Linked DNA regions of Homo sapiens: region 2 is linked to region 1. The links are chromatin loops, found by intact Hi-C in ENCODE. Cell type or tissue: Caco-2. All regions are shown on one strand. Each heading gives the region's core, and the rest is flanking DNA. Links, peaks and the distances in the headings are about the cores only. Region 1 overlaps LOC105377548 (a long non-coding RNA gene). Region 2 overlaps LOC105377547 (a long non-coding RNA gene).

What was found. A loop is a pair of places that touch in the nucleus more often than their neighbours do. Peaks named below come from ENCODE experiments on the same cell type or tissue, not always from the same donor. Only the 100,000 strongest peaks of a DNase experiment are listed, where the experiment ranks them.
Region 2: it touches region 1 in a loop (10-fold over the local background); 3 of 110 quality-filtered maps call a loop at or near these places.

What each region holds. Positions count from the first base shown.
Region 1 is chr4:174,529,755-174,541,381 of GRCh38, reverse strand. It overlaps LOC105377548 (a long non-coding RNA gene), which reads right to left. Exons shown (of 7, transcript XR_007058492.1): 4 at 6,101-11,288; 5 at 4,501-4,740; 6 at 3,170-3,250; 7 at 333-1,066. It also overlaps the pseudogene LOC100419741. Among named protein-coding and RNA genes, the nearest start is that of HPGD, 13 kb to the right of the region's middle. In Caco-2, for the core only: no CTCF peak of the experiment used is centred there; a DNase peak (open chromatin) is centred at 6,681.
Region 2 is chr4:174,394,072-174,405,698 of GRCh38, reverse strand. It overlaps LOC105377547 (a long non-coding RNA gene), which reads right to left. Exons shown (of 7, transcript XR_001741920.1): 6 at 8,131-8,190; 7 at 7,313-7,344. Among named protein-coding and RNA genes, the nearest start is that of MIR4276, 24 kb to the left of the region's middle. In Caco-2, for the core only: no CTCF peak of the experiment used is centred there; DNase peaks (open chromatin) are centred at 3,988 and 4,588; H3K4me3 peaks cover 990 bases.

The DNA.
Region 1 (11,627 bases), core at 1,764-9,763:
GCGGTCAGAAGACAGGTTCAAACCCAAAATACATTTATTAATTTTAGGAACTTGGGCAATTTAATTAAGCTTTGTGAGCCTCAGTTTCCACATTAACATATTATATGGGCATAATAATAATAATAATAATAATGACTGCAAACAATTGTGAGGATTTAATATATAATACATGTAAATACAGAAAGCCCTACAAGTTAAATGCCTTCTTCTTAGGTGAATCAGAATTAAAAACAATTACTCTTTAAATTAAGGAAACTGTAGAATTTACCCTCTGGTTTTTCAGTTCCTTAATTATCTTTCCAATTTTTATTGTTAAAAACAAGCACACAAGGTATGTAAAGTGGGTTTATTGAAATAAGCTGTTCTTTCATGTTCATATCTTTGACAGATCTACACACTTGGAGTCCTTGCTAGGATATCTCTATGCCTCTAATCTGGGAATTGAAAAAATAAATCGCAAAAATGTACACATGTTATACACGTACTTCAGGTGACCTCAAATGTGGCATTATAAAATTTAAGAATTGGAATGGCTTTCAGAAGCAATCTCTTTTACTAATAATTCTGCAAGCAACTAATATTGGATGCTTAATATGTCAGACATCATGCTAAACGCTTTACATGTAGTTCTCCATGTATTAATTACTCCAATACTTTTGTATACATTATTTTTTATCTTCCTTGTATGCATGAGGGAACTGACACTCTGAAAGGTGAAATAACTTGCTTAAATTCACTAGTAAGTAGCAGTGCCAGATTCTGAAACCAAGTTGATTCACTAGTTCAAAGCCCATAGATTTACCCACCACATTCTTATAACTCATTAATGAAAACACTCATTAGAAAATGGGCAAGAGATGGTCATATTCACTGGACACCGAGTCTGGCTTAAGGTGATGAGTGTGGGAAGGTATGTGGGGAGGCCTTCTTCCTACTGCAAAGAGGCAAGTCTGAGGGCTGGCGCCACCCAGCAATGACTCTGCTTCTACTTCCGGAACGCCAAGGGAGACAATTCCGGTTCCGGGATCCCCCTTCTTGGTCACCTGCAAGTCCCAGCTCGCTCCACCTACAGAAAGAGAAGCCATCTCAGTATGATCTTTATGAACATAGCCGACCTTTAATGACTTCTGAGAGGAATGGAGTTTCCTTGATGAGCCTGAGAGCTGTGCCCCGTGATGCAGAGAACTTTGCCTATATAACCTCGCCAGGTTGTTGGTGTGGAGCAAAGGGAAAGCAGACACCCTCAGTGAAGTGTTTCAGTAGAAAGTGTCACAGCTAGGTCCATTCATCCAGAAGGCTCATCCCTGTGAGATGTGTGTTCTGGTCTTAAGGGACATTTTGTATCTGGCTGAGCAACAAGGAACGCTATCTGGGCAGAAATAGTACACTTGTGAGGCATGTGGGAAACAATTCTGGTTTAGTGCAAACATGCACCAGCACCAGAAGGAACACAATGGAATAGAGACGTGGACAATGCTTTCTCTGTGAAAGGCTGCAGATTTTAAGTGTCAGGAAGGCCTTTCGCCTGTGGGAAAGTTGGGAAGGATTTTCCTGGCAACTGTACCTTCTCCAACATAGGCCACTCACAACTGGATTGAAGCCACACATCAGCACCAAATGTGGGGAGGCCTTTCACAGCAGAAAAAGTCATTACAAGTGCAGTGAACCAGGAAAGCTTTCAGGTACAAATACAAACTTGTTCAACATCAGGGAATTCACAATGGAGAAAAGGCCTTAGGAGTGTGGCAAATGTGGGAAATTATTTAGCCAAAACTCCAATCTCATTTGTCACTGGATAATTCACGCTGGAGAAAGACTTATGAGTGTGGTGAATGTGGAGAATTTCTTTAGCCAAAGCTCTGTCTTCATTGAACACTAGAGAATTCACACTAGAGCTAGGCCTCATGTGTATGGTGAATATAGGATGTCCTTTAGCCAGAGCTCCATCCTTAGTTAATCACAGAGCGTTCACACTGGAGCAAAGCCCTGTGAATTTGGTAAATATGGGAAATCCCTTCAACAGAAAGCCCTGGACTCAATCAACACTGGAGAGTGCATGCTGGAGAAAGGCTTCCATATTCACTATAACAACTCAGGAGGAAAGCCTCTGTGAATGTAAAGGAGGCATCGAACTCCATACATCTGAACATCCACAGTGGAGAGGTTCCCCACAAATTCCAGGTAAGTGGGAAGCTTTAAGGAGCTGCGTTGTACTTTCTAACCTGCGCAGGCCAGGACCCTTGCCAGATTTAGGTCACTGCCAGTTTCTGTGGCATAAGCCATTTCACCTCTACCACCTGACAGGTTCCCCATAGTGTGTATTAGTCACCTCAGTGTAATAAAGGAAAGCAGATGTTTCTGTTCTCTCTCTCATTCCCTGGAGAAAATCACAAATAGTCTGTGCCCTTAGGGGAATGTCATTCCTTCCTCTCTGACTAGTTAAGGCACGATCCTGACCCAATCTTGTCTAAGAAGATTGCTCTAGCCTGGGTATTACCGGCAATTTGCAAATAATTTTCTCTTCTTCCAATTTTGGTCTAATTTGCTTTGCTGTCAAAACCCACCTAGGAAAGAGTATTTCACTTTGTGATCCTAATTTGTGGCCTGAATGCCAGGATTTCTTTGTAGGCTCAGAGTTCACCCTGAGGAGGGGAAAGTTGTTGTGACATCCTGTAGGACTCTGGGGAGAAGGATGAATCCCTTTTTCTCGGGGGATGTCACATAACTCCTAGCACCCCTGAGAAGACTCCAGGCACTGCAGAGGAACCATGTGCCTGGATGTCCAAAACTCAAGTTTCTGGTGTCATTTGTTAAGAGGCCAGGCTGAAACCATAATTGGCGCAGAAACACTGAGTGTGATTAATAAGGTCTGGAGGAGACTGCATCAAGGTCGAGAATGGTACCTCTTCTGCAGTGTCTCCATAGGTGTTTCAGTGGCTAAGGCTATGAGCATGGGTGGGTGCACTCCATGCTGGTGTTTTTCCTGGAACTGACATAACTGTCAGAGCAAATAAGGTTTTGTTTACTCATGTAATGACCTCAAGGCCATTGCTGCACAGTCAAGAAAATGAAAATAGAGAAATGAGAGATCTCATAGTCCAGGGCTGTGGCTTTTGTCACCCCTCTAACATTTCTGTTGACTCATATAGAGATGATGTTTATTGCTTACCAATATTTCCTGCCACTGATGCGGGCTGCCTTTCCCAAGGCATGGTGGAGTCAATATAGGGTTGCCAAACTTTATGTTTTCCTTTAAAAAGTAGATCCAGACTTTAAGTCATTTTTAACGTTCTATTGAAACATAATTGGCATGCTATAAACTACACATATTTCAGGTGTACAGTTGAGTTGATTATCAGCCTGGATGATATACCAAGACCTTCATCTCTATAAAAATATTTAAAAATATTAGCTCCACGTGGTGGAGCATGCCCTTAGTCCCAGCTGCTTGAGAGACTCGGGGGGACAATCCCTTGATCCTAGGAGTTCAACACTATAGTGAGCTATGATCACAGCCTTGCACTACAGCCTGTGCAACACAGTGAGACACTGTCTCTTTAAAAAAAAAAAACAAAAAACAAAAACCGGTGTACAACTGAGGTACTTTCCACATACATATAAACTCATGAAACTGTCACAATTATGCTAATGTACATATCCAAATATCCATTACTCCTGTATACCTTTCTAATAATCTTTCCCTACTCTCACTTGCCCTCCAGGCAACCCTTGATTTACCTTTTTTCAAAATAAATTAGTTAATATTTTCTGGAATTTTATATGATTTTAATTATAAAGTGTTTTTTATTATTCTTGTTTTCTTCATGCTGCATAATTATTTTAATATTCATTAATGTTGCTTATGTGAATAGTTCATTCTTTTCTTGCAGAGTCGCATTCTGTTCTATGGATATTATCACTATTTGTTTACCCATTTATCTGTTAGTGGATATTTGGGCTGTTTCTGGTTTTGGGTTATTACAAATAAAATGGCATAGTTGAAGTATACAATTTGACATGCTTAAACTCTTGAAACTGAAAGTTTCTTCCTGCGCTTGCAACATATAAAATTATTTTTACAAGGACCTAGTCTACCTTTTGTAATGGATATTTTATATGTAGACACAAATGGAGAGGGATGTATTATGAAACTCTAGAAGCCCTTCCCCAATCTTCCATCATTATATCATTTCATAGCCATTCTTGTTTCATCAGGCTCCACCGCATTACTAGGTGACTTTACGTACAATTCCGGACATCATGTCATTTAATGCATAATTTTTTCAGGATGCACTTCTATAATGTAAGTGTTCTGTCATAACTCTAATAATTCTCATACAAAATGAAAATATTTAAAAATATTAAAAACAGATAAGCAAATGAGTTGATAACCAAATAAAAATACTATAAGTGATCAATAAGCATATGAAAAATATTCAACCTCACTAACAATAAAGATATACACATTTAAATAAAAAAACTATTTATTTCTTTTCTTACCCACATTTGGCAAAGATGTAAATGAGTGACAGTATTTGATAGGAGGGATATGGTCACCTTCAAATTAATTGGTGGGAGTATACATTGGAATCTCGTTTTTGCTCTTTTGTTTTTGCTTTTGGAGTCAGGGTCTCACTCTGTTGCCCTGGCTGGAGTGCGGTGGTGTGATCACAGCTCTCTGCAGCCACGAACTCCTGGGCTCAAGCAGATATCCTGTCTCAGCTTCCCAAGTAGCTGGAACTAGAGGTGCACAGCAACATGTCCAGTTAATTTAAAAATTTTTTTTTGTAGAGACAGAGTCTCATTACATTGCCCATGCCTGGTCTCTAACTCCAAGCCTCAAGGCCATCCTCTCACCTCAGCCTTCCAAAGCACTGAGATTACAAGCATGAGCCGCTGCACCCGGCGAATACCACATTTTTGGAAGGTAATTTGGCATATCCTCATAGCTCAGAAATTTTACTTTTAGGAATTTAACCTAAGGACATAACTAGAATACTTCAAAAAAGTGTAAGAAATGCAAATAATCTAAATGTCCAAAAAACGGATATTGGTAAATTAACTTACAAAATTTTGGTGTATTGGAATACATATGGAATACAGTTTTGTCATTTAAAATAATACTGTTAATAGGATAACGAATACATTTTAATTTATGTGCCAAATTTTATAATATCTTATTAATAACTTCACTTGTCATGGACAGAAATAATAAAATTAGCAAAATATGTATGGTTTATTATGGATCATAATAATTATTACATAAATACAACTAAGATCAACTTATATATTTAAATGTGAACATTTTGTTTCATATGGTTAGCAAAGTCACGAATATTTTGGCAATATTCTGTGAATCCCAATCAACATTTAGTCCATTATGTTCTCTTTGTAGACCACATAATTATATTGTTTTCTATTTTTTAATTGACACATTGTATTGTACATATTTATGGGATACAATTTGATGTTTTGATACATGTATATGTTGTATAATAATCAAATTAGGGTAGCTGGCGTATTCATCACCTTGTGCATTTTTCATTTCTTTGTAATAAGAACATTCCAAAACCTCTCTTCAAGGTATTTTATAATATACAATCCCTTACTGTTAACTATCTTCACCCTATTATGCAAAAGGACACCAGAACTTCTTTCTATCTTCTTGTAACTTTGTACCTGTTGGCCAACCTCTCCCATCCTCCCCAATCTCTCATTTTCTCCCCGGTGTCAGTAACCACTGCTCTACTCTCTAATTCTGTAAGATCGACATTTTTTTTTAGATCCCATTTCAAAATGTTAACTTTAAAAAGCAAGTTATTAAGCCACATATTTTCTTCATATGCCCTACTCAAATCTAGAATTGTTTTGTCTTCTTGACTTTAAAGTCTGGAAATTTTATCAAAAAAGAGGTTAGTTTAGCATGAGAACTTCTTATTGAACCCATCCTGGCTCCACCACCTTGCCTTACTAAGAGCTCAAAAATAATTGGTTCAATATTTAAGCATAGAATTATGCTGCAGATGGATACCAACGTCACCTCAGTACAATTTCTGGAATTTATATATGATAACATCTTCCTTAGCCCCACTCCTCTCACCATCTTGACCTGTCCTTTGAAAACATAGCCATGTGTAAATTTCTGGTCTCTGGTACCCATCACGTTCTCCTCCAGGTTTGTTCACGGCAGCTCTTTAATCACAAAAGAAAATGCTTAGACACTGAAGAATGTCATTTGTTGGGATTAATAATTATTACTCCTTCTAAAAGTATCCAGATCATCTGTTTCATTCTTCTGAACCCCTTGTGATTTCAGACCATTCTTGCTTTGTTCTTTTTAGTTCAAATAATGTTCTCCTGGATAAAGAAGATTATAAACAAAATAGCACTGTGAAACAGAGGATTCATCTGATTAGGTCTGCCAAATTTAGCATGCCCTGCTTGCTTTTGGTTACCTGCTTTTTATCTTTTTCTTTTCTTTTTTTTTTTTTTTTTTCATGAAGCTGAAAGCCACAGTAATTGAAGGCTGCACCACTGAACGCTGAAACTTAACCTTCATTAGCGGCATAATAAATTGAACATTTATAAATCACCATGGTAATGGTCACTTCAGTTATTTTTCAGGAATGTGGGACAGCTCCTGACCAGTTCAAACTGGTTGACTCTTCAGCTGGGCCTCTGTAAATGCCGGAGAGCATTTTGACATCAGAGGACCAAAAATTCCACCCTCAGATCATAATACCATCATTTTCTGCAAATGTGTCCTATGAAATGCCACATATCCCAACTATGTTTGCATAGATCACTGATTGCTTCATTTTTCCCCCACTGACAATCACCTTTTCCCACATCTTAGCTGACCCCACTTCTATAACCTATAAATATCCCTAAGCCTTATCTTCTGGGAGGTGGAGTTGAGACCTGTTCTTCACCTCCTCACTGGCTGCCTCATGAATAGTCTTCTCTTTTGCAAAATCCATTATCTCAGTGATTGACTTGCTGCAGTTGGGCAGAAAGAACCTGGTTGATGATCATTGTAGAAGCTGTAGATACTCGATTATTCACTGTCATCTGTTGCATCAGCTATTCTGTCTCCTCTCTACTTTCATGCAGACATAGATACAGATACCTTGTTTAACATATTTTAAAGAGCATTTTTATTACCCTCCCCATGATGTAGAAATCTCAGTTCATTGGAAGCCTTCATCTTCATAAACTCTTCTTCAAATCTTGTGCATGTCTTTTCATCCTTCTACCAATCTCCAGGTAGTTGGCTCTTTCTTATTCCCTTCTCAACTCCAGTGTTGCTTTCTTAGAAGCCTCCTTTCACAACTGATCTCATGGAATCCTTCCTTCTCCCCAATTCATGTCACTCTACCCCAATCCTGTCTTATTATTTTTGTTTCACTTATCACTACCCGCAATAATTATTTTTTCTACCTCCTTCAACTAGAAAGTGAGCACCATGAAGATAAAAATAGTACTGTCCCCTTAGGGCCTATTACTGGCCCAATCACATACTAGATATCAAATAGATATCTGTTGAATACAGTACTGATATTCCAAACATTAACTGGTACAGCACAGGCAATAAATAATCAGAAGAGACGCCAGATCTTTCTAGTACTGGGCTATGTACTTCACATACATCTTAATATTTAACCGTCATGAGAACATTCTATAAAAACCATTATTGCTGTCTTAACTTTTGTACAACTGATCTGAAAAAGATTAAGAAACACCTCTGGTTACAAATGGTAAGCTGGTATCCATGTTTCCTGCTTTATTTAGGAAGAGCTTTCCTTCCCATTCTTCATTCTAAAACTCAGTGCAGAAAGTCTCGTTACTTAGCACCACCTAGACATACAGTTACATTATGTCCAAGATCTTATTTCTAGTATAAAAATTCTAAAATTTGCTTAAATATTGCAAATATTTCTTCTAGAAATATTATTAATTCCACCACAAGTCAGAATATGGTGGTAGTGGATAATGAGCCTAAGAAAATTTGGCAGATTCTCAAACGTATAGCAGAATAATACTGTGACAAGGCATAGGGTGGCATCATATTGGTCAGATCTGACATTTACTTACAGAGTGAAGTTGCAACAATTTACCAAATATCTCTAAGCTTCAGGTTCTTCTTCTGTAGACTGGAAGAAATAATAGATCCAACCTCATGGCATCATTTTAGGAAATAAATGAGATAATGTGTATAAACCTCTAGGTATAATTCCTGTTGCAGAGTAAGCCTTTAAAAACTGCTAACTATCATCATCGTCATCGTCACCACTATCATTATTTTGAAGACTCTAGGAGACGAATATACATCTGTTTAATTATATCAAGCCACAGTAACCCTGAGCATCATAATACATACCTCTTCCTAGACTAATGTGAGATTTCTGGGTAACTTTCAGTACCTACAAATCTTGTTATTTTTCTCTTCACAAAGACAGCTATATTCAGTACAAAATGTACTCCCTGGGAACACTTGCTCTAGCTCCTAAGTATAAACCAATCAATAACAACTGTGTGACATAAGAGAAGATACTTAATCATAATTGTTTTAATCTACTTATCTGTAAAATAAAGGGATTGAAACAGACCATAAAAAGCAAAGTCTGTATCCAAACTAAAGTTCTGAGATTTCTTCTTGCCCAGCTCTGTCTTGTGGTAAATAATTAACATCTATGGTAGCAAAGAATAAATTATTCTCCAGTTCCAGTTCACTAAGTTGATGTCTAGCTCTCTGAGAATATTACACCATTTTAACTCCAAAAATAACAAGACACAGCAGCTCTGCTGTCTAGTAGAAATTAATAAGCTAATGACCTGAAAAAAAATCAATGTAATGCCAAATAGACATACTAAAATAATGCATTCTTGAAATAAGTATAATCACCTGTGACTGTCTGTTGCCTCATTAATCCTGACAAAATCCCTACGAAGTATTTAAATGGTTTGTAGCGGAAACATTTTTGTTTTAGCAGGAGAAAGAAAAACCTTATGCCAAACAAGAAATTTGCATATTTTGCCTAAAATTACCCACAACATTGAGGAGCAATCTACAAGAAACTGGATCTGTGAACCTCCAGCTGAGTGTCTGTAAGGAGGATGAGAAATAGTGAGATAAACAGATGGGGAATAAGGAAGGAGATGTTTTCTTCTTTCCTTTATTCCTATCTGAACTGCCTACAAAAAAACAGATGAGGCCAATTCCCAAAGTGTCTTTTCTTTAAAAGAAGTTTTGTAATGGTGCTATATTCTCTCCACACAGTGAAACTGTGCAAAAACTGAATTTTCCTTCACTGTGGGTCACCGGGAACATACCTGGTCTTATCTCATTGTCAAGCCAATCAGTTTCTATTGTTATCGTTACTTAGAGCTTCCCCTCCTGGACAGTTTCTGTGCTTCTGAGCAGAGGAAGACCTTGATTTCTAGGCAAGACACTGAGATGCCTATTCTTGGAAAATTATGCTAATGTTTTCTTTCTTTCTTCTTTCCTTTCTTCCCTCTGCCTCCCTTTCTGTCTCTCTCCTTCTTCCTCTCCTGGTCTTGGTCTTTGTCTCTACCTCTTTCTCTCTCTCTCCTACTCTTTGTAAAACAGACTATTGCCTCTAATTCCACAAGATACTTAGGTTACTTGCACAGTTACAGATAAAACTCATAGGGCTTATCAGTAGGAATTTTTCTAACAATAACTTGTGCAGTTACTCATACAGCATATCATATGCTCCCACTGTTGCAGATTCAAAAAGTTGACAGAAATTAGGGAAATTTAATTCCAGAGCAGAGTGCCAGTGAGCCAGGATAGTTACACAAAAGTAAGTTTCAAAAGACAATTTCAGTGTCAGGATTCAATTGAAAAGGCTGATAACTTCAGTTTTCTTCATATGTCCAGATATATTTAACAACAAAATTCTAAAAACTTTTTTGTTTTAAAAGGGAGGAGTGTTCTAACTCTCAGAACCAAAAATATATTCACTGATTAAAGTTTTGTTGACCTTAGTTCATAAAGGATATTAAATTTAAAAAATCCTAAGAATTTATGAAATGTGGAAAAAAAACATATTAAGAGCCTCCTCCAAGTCTAGGCAATGGGCTTCTGAAAGTTGTCTTCTCTTGATACCGGGTACTGAGGAATAGGGCCTGTTTTGACGCCAGCTGAAAAGACACTCAAATTACTAATGACCCATTAGCAACATATTCCCATTCAAGACTCTACATCATTTCTCCACAGAGGACTTTGGGTGTTCACTCGAGTGCTCTGAGGTTTAGGTCAGTGTTGCTAGGACCCTCCAGAGGGCCTCCTGTCTGATAAGACTTCCTACTGGATAATCACAGAATGAATAAAGTTATTCTCTCCACTATGCACGGGAGGGTCCAAACAGTATGTGGAATCTTTTAAGAGCAGAAAACCTGCATTTCCTTCTCCCCATCATAGTGTGAAATTAGGAGAAGCTAATCTGACAACTCGTTCATGACCAGGAGGGCTAAATTGCCAAAAAGTAAAAAGAGCCAGTCCTGAAGAATTTTCTAGGACTGATATGATTTGGCTGTGTCCCCACTCAAATATAATCTTGAATTGAAGTTCCCATAATTCCCACGTGTTGTGAGAGGGACCTGGTGGGAGATAATTGAATTACAGGGACAGTTTCCCCCATACTGTTCTCGTGGTAGTGAATAAGTCTCACAAAATCTGATGATTTTATAAGGGATTTCCCTTTTCACTTGGCTCTCATTCTCTCTTTTCTGCCACCACATAAGACGGGCCTTTTGCCTTCCGCCACACAAGACAGACCTTTTGCCTTCTGCCATGATTGTGAGGCTTCCCCAGCCATGTGGAACTGTGAGCCCATTAAACCTCTTTTTCTGTATAAATTACCCAGTCTTGGGTATGTCTTTATCAACAGCATGAAAACAGACTAATACGAGGACACTACCCAAAAGTTCAGAAAGAATAAATACATTGCAAAGATGAAACTGCTCAATCGAGTGGAAAGAAGTTTCCTTCCCCAAATTTAAAAACCAAATGTATAGGCTGACATCCAGTATTATACACAACATATTTGTTTTCATTACTATGAAAAGTATGACAAATGCAAAAATGGAAAATAAAGACCTAAGTGGGTGATTGTCACCAGAAGTTTCACTGACGTTCTTCCCCTTGATTCTGTCCCGTCAAGTCAATTCTTGTGGTTAGCATCATGATGGAGCATTCTACTCCCTTTCTCTTCTCAGGAGAGATGCCTGAATTTCTTTGTTCCTTCCCAACATCCTAGATCCTATAACAATAAAACAGGCAAAATACAGTTGCTGTGGTTCCATTGCCCCTGACTGCAATTCATTCTCCAAGTTAAACCAAGATAATCTTTCAAACACCCAAAGCTTAGAGGTCTCCCTAGGTTTTAAAGCCATTCAGTGACTTCCTATTGTCTGAGAGTGAAATATGAAGTCCATCTTATGGCTTAAAATGTTCGTAGTGATGTGCCTCCTTTCTTCTTCTCCAGCCTCATCTTCTGCCATTCCCTCATCCCGCATCAGCACCCCGTGTTCTAGCCTTTATTTTAATTGTTCAGATACACAGTATTCTCCCTTTCTCCTGGATGCTAGAATCTTCAGCT
Region 2 (11,627 bases), core at 1,172-9,171, 140 kb after region 1:
CCATTTTATCCCCTAGGTTATTCACTACAATGCAGCCAAGAGCTTTAATGTGCTACTATGATCCATACTGAACTATATTACAAGGATCCATAGGATCCATATTTAAATTATTTTGATATCTCTCCCCTTTTCCAGAACACTCTTAGCTGTCTTCATTGCCTGGGTAGCTTCTGTTCATCCATTGGTTTTTAGCTTTTACATATATATATATATACACACACACACATATATATACACATACACACACACACACACATATATATATATATCTTCCACCAGAAATTTTTTCCTGACTCAACCTCCTCCCTCGTATGATGCTTGGTGTGTGAGGTGAGATTGTCAGAAGGTGACGCTTGACAGATAGAAGAATCATATGTGTTTTCCCTGAGCTCTTAAGAGCATCAAAAAGCTATTGACATGTTACAAACAGGGTTTCAGAAGAACACAGTGGCACATTAAAGCTCTTGGACTTTAAACTTTATCAATTAGGATGGCAGTTTAGAAATTCAGTGTTTTTGCTACCTCCCTGGGAACTGAAAGAGAAGAGGAGAAGGGAGGGCAAGGGAGGGGAGGGGAGGGGAGGGGAGAATAGGAGAGGGGAAGAGAGGGGGAGGAAGAGGAGGGGAGGAGAGTTGAGGAGAGGGGAAGGAAGAGGAGGGGAGGAGAGGGGAAAGAAGAGGAGGGGAGGGAAGATGAGGGGAGGAGAGAGGAGTGAAGGGGAGGGGAAGAGAGGGGAGGGAAGGGGAAGGGAGTAGAGGGGAGGGGTGGGGACACACATTTTAAGCTGAGCAACCTCATTAAAGAGAGAAAGCAAAAACAAAGCCAACTGCTACCTTGAATATTGGCTACTGAAGACAGATAACCTTCCGGCCTAGACCATGATACAGTAAATGAGTATGATTTGAGATTTCCCTGCAGAAGTTGTGAGCACTTATATTATCTGGGAACATAAATTCTTTATAATCTCCTGGCAGTCACCAGTTAATAGAAATTACATTAAAAGATTCCAACTTCACTAGCTATATGGGTTGGAAAATTACATGTCAGTTTCCAATTCTGTCTGGACAGGAGTTCATCTTAGACAATGTGGTCTTAATGGCGTTTATAAGAACATCTTGGAAAGATAACTTTGTTTTGATGAATTGAACATTCTCAGCTGAGCTCCTATAAACAAACATGTAACAGACTACAGAAATCCCAGGGAGTTTTATCAAGCAATACTGTCACTCACACCCTGACTTCTGGGCTTTGTTCTTGTCTTTGATTACAAATTTACTCAAACTCTATTTCAAATTAATTATTTGTTAGAATGCTAAGGTAAACGTGGCTTTCCTGTAATGAATGTATTTTTACAACTTGTTCCTGGGATTAATTGTTGATTAAAAAGTTTGTTTGATCTTTGGAAATCCTCTTTGTTTCATTATTATAGATACTTAGGGAACATTTACGAAAGAATTCTTGTGCTTAAGGGAAAATTCCATGTCAGGTGGTTCTCTTTGAATGTCAGCAATGCATAATAGAATGTGCATAATCATAACAAATGAATAGCCACTGTTAATATATTTTCTGACTTGAATCAATTTCCAAATTACTCTTAACTCCTATATAATTCAGATCCAAGATCAAGCCTCTCTGACTCCTGAAGAAATTAACAGTCTTGACTCAACCCCTCAATTTCATAACTTCATAATCCAAAGCCTTCGTCAAAATCTATGAATTCCTCAGGGCCTATCCAGCCAGGCATTTTAACAGCAAGTATTTTTTCCTCAGAAGAATTCTCATATCAGTTACTAAGAATGTATTTTGTTACTGAGATCTTTTGGGTGATTCTATTAATTCTAAACCCCTACTGTCCAATAAAGACTTACAGTCTCAGTGAAACATTTTAATAGATAAAAGTCTATTCTTCTGAATATCCAAATCGCAAAAGGGTAAAGATTCATTTGCTCCATTTCTGAGTCTATTCCTCTAGCTTAAGATCAGATTAGGTAGAAAATTATTATTTTTTTTCACAGCCAGGAACTTGCACACCTAATACCTGCGATACAGACTCTTGTATTTTAGAAGTAAGGCACAAAAACAACAATGTGGATACTGCTACTACGTAGAGGAAAGGGATCCGGGACAGAGCATGCACCATTCCAAGCTCTAGTCACGACATAAAAGCAGAGATTCACAGCTCTGCAGCTCAGAGAAGGCACAAGCCCAGCAACACAATGTAGCAAAAATCAGTGGACAGCCTCCCTGCTATGCCTCGCACACTCCACGCTGCCCACTCTTCTTAGAACTCTCTTGCCCTGGACCACCTTCACCTCCATCCATCCTTACTCAAATCACACCTCAGTGACGCCTGACAACCACACTGTGAAAACTTCCTTCCCGTCCCCCTCCCCTGGCAGTCCCAATCTCCCTTACTCTGCTCTCCTCTCCCCTTTTCCTCATACTGCTAAGTAATCTTCTCATTTATTATTTTTATTGTTTACTGATGGTTTCTCCGATGGTATGTGAGCTCCACAGGGTCAGAGATCTGTTATTTCATAAGCCATTTTCTCTGCTTCCTCCTTTCACTCAACTATTTTTCTCTCCAGCCACGACTTTCTGACCTAGCATTTCCCATTCCCTCATGTTACTGATCTTGCTGCTCCCCTAGTGTGAGGGCCAGCCCCTTAATCCCACCAGTTTATCTAGCTCATTAGTACCTTTACCACTTCATCACCTCACTGTTCAGCCTGAGACACATGATCAGCAACTTTAAGCTGCTTGGAGTCCCCGGCAGCTTCTATCCTTTAATTTTCAGTTCTGCTAAGCCCTAGCCCTGGGAAACCTGCTTTCTACAGTTCTACCCTCAGTCTCCAAACATTAAAATCAAGGTCATAAAATTATGCATCAGAGAAGCACTGAAACATTTTCTACCTAACTTTACAGCAGCTCCCCATTCTTTTATTAACTCTCTGTGGATCTCTCCCTCCAGCCCCTGCTTGGATCTTTTTGCTCAGTCCTCAGCTACTCAGTCTCACCACTCAGCCTGGGCGTTGCCACCATAATGACTAAGAAGACAAATTCTTTGTCACAAAATGCTTTGTATACTCTTTCCCCCACCTCAAACCAGCTCTGTGTCCACAGAACTCTAAATTTCTCTGTGTTTTCAGGTGCCTACTCTTCCTATACTCCTTTTTCAGAGGAAGAGGTGCCCTTCTCCTTGCCCAAATCAGCCTCTCTATCTGTGTTAAGGGTATTCCCCATCTTCCACCTCTTCTGGAACTTCATGCCATCAGACAAATCCTCTTTCACAAACCTTCAATCTCTTGCTCTTCATCTCTTCTGCCTGCAATTGGGCTTATAGCCTGCCCAATTCTATACACTTTATCTCTGACTCTTATATATCTTCCAACTACCTACATTCAATATTTTCTCTTTTGTATCCATCTTCTCATAGATAATTTAATCAATGTACTTTAAATATTTTATATACAAAGACTCTTGTTGTCCAATCTCATTATAAAATCTCGTTGCCCTTTCCCAGTTCCCATCCGCCTTGATGTCTGTGGCATTTGCCATATTTAATCAGTCCTTCTTCAGCCCCTCCTTTTGTTTCAGTCCCAGGCCTATTCCTATTCTTCTACTTCACTACCCACTTCTCTGTGGGTGTCCTTTGTGGTTTCTCTTCTTTCTTCCACACCGTATATCAAAGAGTAGCACAAAGGTTAATCATTGATATCTTGATCCCTGTCATCATTTTTTCCCTCAGGGATCTTAAACATTCTCAGTGCTTACAAATCCATTCTTCCGCAAGACTCATTTCTCCTGAGCTTATCTGATGGTAGCAGACTATCAAAGCTGGAAAGAATGTTGGGGGTTACCTTGTCCAAAATTCCCTTTTGAGATTATCTGAGACAACTGAACCCACCATCACCAAAGAACAAAGAACAAAAACTCAGGATTTCTGATACCTCCCATGTGCTGGTATGAAGGGGTGGGTTGCCACTCCACACCTGTGGGCGTTTCTCATCAGGTGGAACGAGAGACTTGGAAAATAAACAGACGCAGAGACAAAGTATAGAGAAAGAAAAATGGGCCCAGGGGACCAGCGTTCAGCATACGGAGGACCCACGCTGACACCGGCCTCTGAATTCCCTTACTATTTATTGATCATTATCGGGCATTTCCCGGAGAGGGGGATGTGGCAGGACAATAGGATAATAGTGGAGAGAAGATCAGCAGGTAAACAGGTGAACGAATGTCTCTGCATCATAAACAAGGTAAAGAAAAAAGTGCTGTGCTTTTGATGTGCATATACATAAACATCTCAATGCCTTAAAGAGCAGTATTGCTGCCAGCATGTCCCACCTCCAGCCCTAAGGCGGTTTTCCCCTATCTCAGTAGATGGAATATACAATCGGGCTTTACACCGAGACATTCCATTGCCCAGGGATGAGTAGGAGACAGAAGCCTTCCTTTTATCTCAACCGCAAAGAGGCGTTCCTTCCTCTTTTACGAATCCTCTTCAGCACAGACCCTTTATGGTGTCGGGCTTGGGGACAGTCAGGTGTTTCCCTTCCCACCAGGCCATATTTCAGACTATCACATGGGGAGAAACCTTGGACAATACCTGGCTTTCCTTGGCAGAGGTCCCTGTGGCCTTCCGCAGTGTTTTGTGTCTCTGGGTACTTGAGAATAGGGAGTGGTTATGACTCTTAACAAGCACGCTGCCTTCAAGCATTTGTTTAACAAAGAACATCCTGCACAGCCCTTAATCCATTTCACCTTAAATTGACACAGCACATGTCTCAGGGAGAACAGGGTTGGGGGTAGGGTTACAGATTAACAGCATCTCAAGGCAGAAGAATTTTTCTTAGTACAGAACAAAATGGAGTCTCTTATGTCTACTTCTTTCTACACAGACACAGTAACAATCTGATCTCTCTTTCTTTTCCCCACACTGGTAGCATAAAAGGAAGGAATTTATCTTTTAGTCCCACTTCTACAACCAACTTGTTTGGTGGCATTTGCAAAATTATTAAATCTCTTGGAAATTTATCTTCCACTATGTCTAAAATGAAAAAATTTTAACACAATAATTGACTCTAAAATCCCTTCAAATATTAATTGTTCATTGATTTATGATTCTTTGATACCTGATGCAGGATATCACCACAGGATCACAGTCAATCATGTCCAGAAAAAATCATTCATTTTCCTTTTCAGAAAAATAATGTCCACTTTCCTTGGGATTTACTTATCTTGGTGAATGGTACCATGATTCTCTCAGGAACTGACTATACCTGACCCAGTTTTGTACTTCTCCAGATTCACCGGCCCATCATTTTCTGGTGACCCTCCAGGATGAACACTTGGCACCTGCCATGTTCTTATAACCAAAGAGAGGAAGCTTTAATCCTCTCTGGAAAGAGATTCTTTGGGCAATGTTACCTCCTCCATTAGAGAGGCTGGGTCCTTAGAGCCCATCTTCCAGTTGCATTGACATTTTCTTTGAAGGTGTGCCTTCCTATACAACTGCACTATAAACTCTTTGAAGACAAGTGTTTTATAACCTTTCATTTTCCCATGGCTAACAGAATGTTTGCTCTAAATAAATACTTAGACTTTTCTTTCCTTTTTATTAAAAAGAAAAGATGCCATGTAGTGGCCCTACAGGTTAGGAAGAGTAGAAAGGTAATGCTTATGTAAACTCCATTTCCAAATTTCTGTAAGACAGGAAAATTGGATTTATCATTTTTAGGCTCTAGCTGTATATAAAATTTTCAACTCCTTATTGAGTTGGAAATAAATTGGTAAAATGAGGCTGATTGAATTATAAATAATGAAAAAAAACCACAAAACACCAAGAACTACTGATTTTTTCACATCATTCAAGAAAATATTATTACCGACTAGAGAGAAAATATAACAAAAACCTAACTACAAGTAGGTAAAAGAGTTATGGATGATTTTAATTCTTTGAATTTTAGAATTGTTTCAAAATGTCTATAATTAACAAGTATTTCCTTTACAGTTCAAAAAAATAACTGTTGTTTTCAAAAGAGAGGAGCATTTAAATGTGTTTCCACTGGCCAGGTGCAGTGGCTCACAACTGTAATCCCAGCACTTTGGTAGGCCGAGGCAGGCAGACTGCTTAAGGCCAGGAGTTTGAGACCAGCTGGTCAACATGGCAAAACCCGTCTCTACTAAAAATACAAAAACTAGCCTAGCACGGTGGCGCATACCTGTAATTCCGGCTTATTGGGAGGCTGAAGCATGAGAATTGCTTGAACCCAGGAGGGAGAAATTGCAGTGAGCTGGGGTCAGGCCATGCACTCCAGCCTGAGTGACAGAAATCAGAAACTCAAAAGAATGCAACCATTTGTCTCTTATCTACCTTTGATCTGGGAGCCCCCTCCCCACTTTGAGTTGTCCCATCTTTGCCTCAAGTCGTCCCACTTTTCCAGACTGAACCAATGTACATCCTATACATATTGATTGATGTCTCATGCCTCCCTAAAATGTATAAAACCAAGCTGAGCCCTGACCGCCTTGGACATATGCCATCAGGACCTCCTGAGTCTGTGTCATGGGCATGCATCCTCAACCTTGGGAAAATAAACTTTCTAAGTTAACTGAGACCTGTCTCAGATTTTCAGGGTTCATACTCACAAAGACTTATGAATTAATATTAAAGTGTCTAAGGCCTTAAGGTTCTGGGAGCCAACTGATGACTCATAATCTGTAATAAACAGATGGTGCTAAGAAAACATCAGTTCCTTGGAGTTGTACATACTGAAGCAACACACGGTCAGAATGAACCAGAATTGAACATACAGACTGGGACTATAGGCACGCAGTTCTCATAAAAGCCATGCCAGCAATGTTCTAATCCAGTTGTCCTTTCTGTTCTGGATGAATTTTTAAAGGCTCATATCAGATTGGTGAGGACTTCAAATTCATGGAACTAATTGCATGTTTTTAAATGACCATTGCATGAGTAAGATTAACTGGAATTGGTCATGAAAGCTACATGAAAACCCAAGATTTATAGTCCCATCAATGTGGTAGGCAGAATAATAGCTTCCTAAGGATGTCTACATCCTAATTCCTGGAAACTGTGAATATGCTATGTTACATGACAAGAAGGAATTAAGGCTGCAGATGGAATTAAAATTGTTAATAAATTAATGTTGAGAAGGTGTATTAGTTCATTTTCATGCTGCTGATAAAGACATACCCGAGACTGGGTAACTTATGAAGTAAAAGAGGTTTAATGAACTCACAGTTCCACATGGCTGGGAGGCCTCACACTCATGGCAGAAGGCAAAGGCACGTCTCACATGGCAGCAGGCAAGAGAGCAACTGAGAACCAAGTGAAAGGGATTTCCCCTTATAAAACCAATAGATCTTGTGAGACTTATTCACTACCATGAGAGCAGTATGGAGGAATCACCCCCATGATTCAGTTATCTCCCACCAGGTCCCTCCCACAACATGTGGGAATTATGGGAGCTACAATTAAAGATGAGATTTGGTTGGGGACATAGGCAAACCATATCAGATGGGGAGACTATCCTGGATTTTCTAGTGGGTGATAGGTAATCATATGAGTCCTTATAAGTGAAAGAGGAGTCAGAAGAGTCAGTGTCAGAGTAACATGATGTGAGAAAGACTAAACTGTTCATTGCTGGCTTTGAAGAGAGGAGAGGGCTAGCATGAAGCAAAAAGTGCAGGTGGCCTCTAGAAGCTGGAAAAAGTAAGAAAATGAATTCCCTTGGTGCCTGTAGAAAGAAACACAGCCCGACCAAATCCTTGATTTTAGCCTGGTTGGGACTCATTTTGACTTCTGACTTCAGAACTATAAAATAATAGATTTGTGATGTTTAAAATCACTAAGTTTTGGTACTTTGTTACAACAGCAATAAGAAACTAATATAATCAGCAAATATTTTCAATCCCTGAATAATTTCGTTTGAATGTATGCTTTCTATTTACTATTATATAACAGTTTAACTCTGTTTACAACTTCATCTGCAAATACTGCCACACTTGCTCAGGGACAAGAGTCACAATTTATTTGGTTTTGTATCTTTAACAAGTAATGCATATCCTGGTTCATAGAAGTTAAATAAAGTAACCTTTTCTTACCTTACAAGGCAATAATGTGACTGTCAGCTGACAGTCATGGACAGCTCCATCCTTAGGGTACTAGAGATACAACATGAAAGAGTTTGAGTGTAATAATTTGCCTCAAGCATTACATCATTTCTCTCTGGTTTTTACTCCAATCATAAAATGTTAAAGATGGACAATGGTAAGTTATGTCCACTGCTTTCCTTTTAGACGAGGCACAGATTGGTGAATTATTCCCATAATCTCAACAAGCATTAGATCCTGAATCAATTTTCTTTCCAAAACAAAATGCTGACTGGAGGCATTCAAAATTACCTTCATTGGCAAGTGAGAGAACACTAATAATACTTCATGTCCTGACAGCAAACTACCAAAGTGACCTAGCTAGTATTAAGAAAAGAACAACCTTTTCATCTGAAAGAAACAGCCCCTTGGCAGTGGGGTGGAGGAGACATTTTCTTAATACAACATAGCAAAATGCCTAAAGTAAGTATTTTTATATAGAGAAGGAATAAAAATATATTACATATAATTTGTTTATATAAAACAAATCATCGTCCAAGAGATTTGTTTTAAAAATATTTATTTTCAAAATGATTGTACTACTTTTTCTGATTCGATCTTCAAGCTGTGGAAAAACAGAAACTATTTTCAAATGTCTGGCTGCTCACCAGTAAACTCTTTGAAAAAGAAAACAGGCTGTTTAGATTTACCGTCAAAAATGCCTTCGGGATGAAGTGTGCCTTGTCATGGTCAACATCAAATAGAACTTTCTTATATTGGCACATCTTTACTACCAGACTGTTCTCAGCTTGTAGACATAGTTACAAACTATGTATATATAGTTGTACATATAGTTATACATAGTTATCTTATATTTACTTATATTATTATTGCCTTCGTACTTTTATTTTATATAATTTTATGTAATTATTAACTTTGTAGTCAATCTTGAATTCAATGTCCTGTTCATAGGTTGAGTCAGGAAGAAAAAAACACATTCACAATGTGTTTCATGAGGTCAATGATTCTTTTCCAGAAAATAAAGTAAGTGTTCATCTGGTCTTAGAATGTTATCATCAACTTGAAATTTCTACATATTTTTCTCCTTTCTTTCTCTCTCATTTTCTTAGATCCTTTGTCTTCTCTGTTGGCTGCTTCTGCCTCCCACCTTCTCACTCATCATCTCATCAAGCATTAGCAACTTTTTGTTATTGATAAAGTCTGAAGAGTGTTGAGTTGACAAATGTTGTGCCTTTAATAGTCAAAAAATACAACAACAATTTAATCCTGAAACATGGTGATATAGAAGAAGATGGAAGTTTGAGAAGCTGTTTTTATTTAGATCAGTGCAGGCAGATTGTTTTAAATATAATGCCTAGAAATTTTTTTAACTCATGCCCATCTTTACCATCAGAATGTTCTTAGTTTATATACATACAGCTAGTTATCTTATATTTACTTATTTTATTATTACTGTCTTTGTACTTTTATATAATTAACTGCCATCCAGTGACTTTTCTTTAAATGTAGTGAAAAACATTTCACTACAAAATTTCCATTATATCTATTCATTGCAATAGTTCAATTGCATTAAAAACAAAACAAAATTCCACTAAATTTCAGATAGATAGGCAGCAAATATATAACTTGACAAAATCCTAAGTATTCTGAGTCAATTCAGTGGAGGAGGAGGGCAATCTTCAGTGAGTTAAAATAAGAGCATTATATTTTACAGTTGTAGGTGGCCATCAAGGTCATCTAGTCAAGCTACATTGATTCATAATTTTGAAAACTAAGATCCTATATTAACTATCTTTTCTGACCACAGTGGTATGAAACTAAAAATCAAGAACAGGAGGAATCATGGAAAATGAACACATTTGTGGAAATTAAATAACATGCCCCTGAAAAACTGTTGGGTTAAAGAAGAAATTAAAGGAGAAATTTTTAAAATCTTGAGACAAATCAAAATGGAAACACAACATACCAGACTTATGGGATATGTTAAAAGCTGTTCTAAGAGAGAAGTTTATAGCAATAAGCATCTACATCAAAAAAAGAAGAAAGATCTCAAATAAACAACCTAATATTATACTTTAAGGAACTAGAAAAAGAAGTATGACTAAGCCCAAGGTTAGCAGAAGGAAGGAAATAACAAAGATCGAGCATAAATAAATAAAACAGAAACTAGAAAACCAATAGAAAAGATCAATAAAATTAAGAAATTGGTTTTTAGAAAAGCTAAATAAAACTGACAAGCCCTTGTCTAGACTAAGGAAAAAAAAAACTCAAATAAATAAAATTTAAAATAAAAAAGGAGACATTACAACTGATAACAGAAAGAGAAAGAATCATGAGACTACTGTGAGCAATTATGCACTAATGAATTGAACGACCTAGAAAAAATAGATAAATTCCTAGAAACATGTAACCTACCACGCTGAATCATGAAGAAACTGGAAATCTAAACAGACCAATAATGAGTCAGAGTACTAAATCAGGCTTTATAAGTCACCCATCAAAGAAAAACCCAGAACCAGATGGCTTCATAACTGAATTCTATGAAATATTTTTTAAAAACTAATACCAATTATACTCAAACTCTCCCAGAGAACTGAAGAAGAAAGAATACTTCCAAACTCATTTTATGAGGCTGCATTACTCTTCCTCTAAAACTGGACAAAGACACTATGAAAAAAGAAAACTATAGGCCAATATCACTGACAAACAGATGCAGAATTTCACAACAAAATACGAGGAAACCATATTCAACAATACTTTAAAAGGATCACTCACCATGATTAAGTGCGATTTATCTCTGTAATGCAAGTTTGGTTCAACATATACAAACCAATAAATGTGATTCACCATATTAACAGAATGAAGGACAAAAAGTGTATGATTTCTCAATTTGATGCAGAGAAAGCACTTGATAAAATCCAGCTTCCTTTTATGATAAAATTAGGTGTAGAAGGAATGTTCCTCAAAACAACTAAGGTTATATATTAAAAGCCCACAGCTAACATTGTACTCAACAGTGAAAAATTGAAAGCTTTTCCTCTAAGATCAGGAACAAGACAAGGATGCCCACTCTCACCACCTCTGTTCAACATAGTACTGGAAATCTGAGCCAGAACAATTAGGCAATTAAAAAAAAAGGCATCTGCATAGGAAAGGAAGAAGTGAAATTGTCTCTTTACTGACATGATATTTTACATAGAAAATTCAGAAGACTTCACCAAAAACTTGTTAGAACTAATGAACTAATTCAGCAAAGTTGCAGAACATAAAATTAACATACAAAAAAAAGTAGTGTTTCCACATACTAATAACAAACTATGTGAAAAAGAAATTAAGAAAACAATCCCATTTGTAATAGTGTCAAAAATAGATAAATAAAATGCTTATGAGTAAATTTAACCAAAGAGATGGAAGATCTTTATACTGAAAACTATAAAACATTGATGAAGGTAATTGAAGATTACACAAATAAAAGAAAAGATACCCTG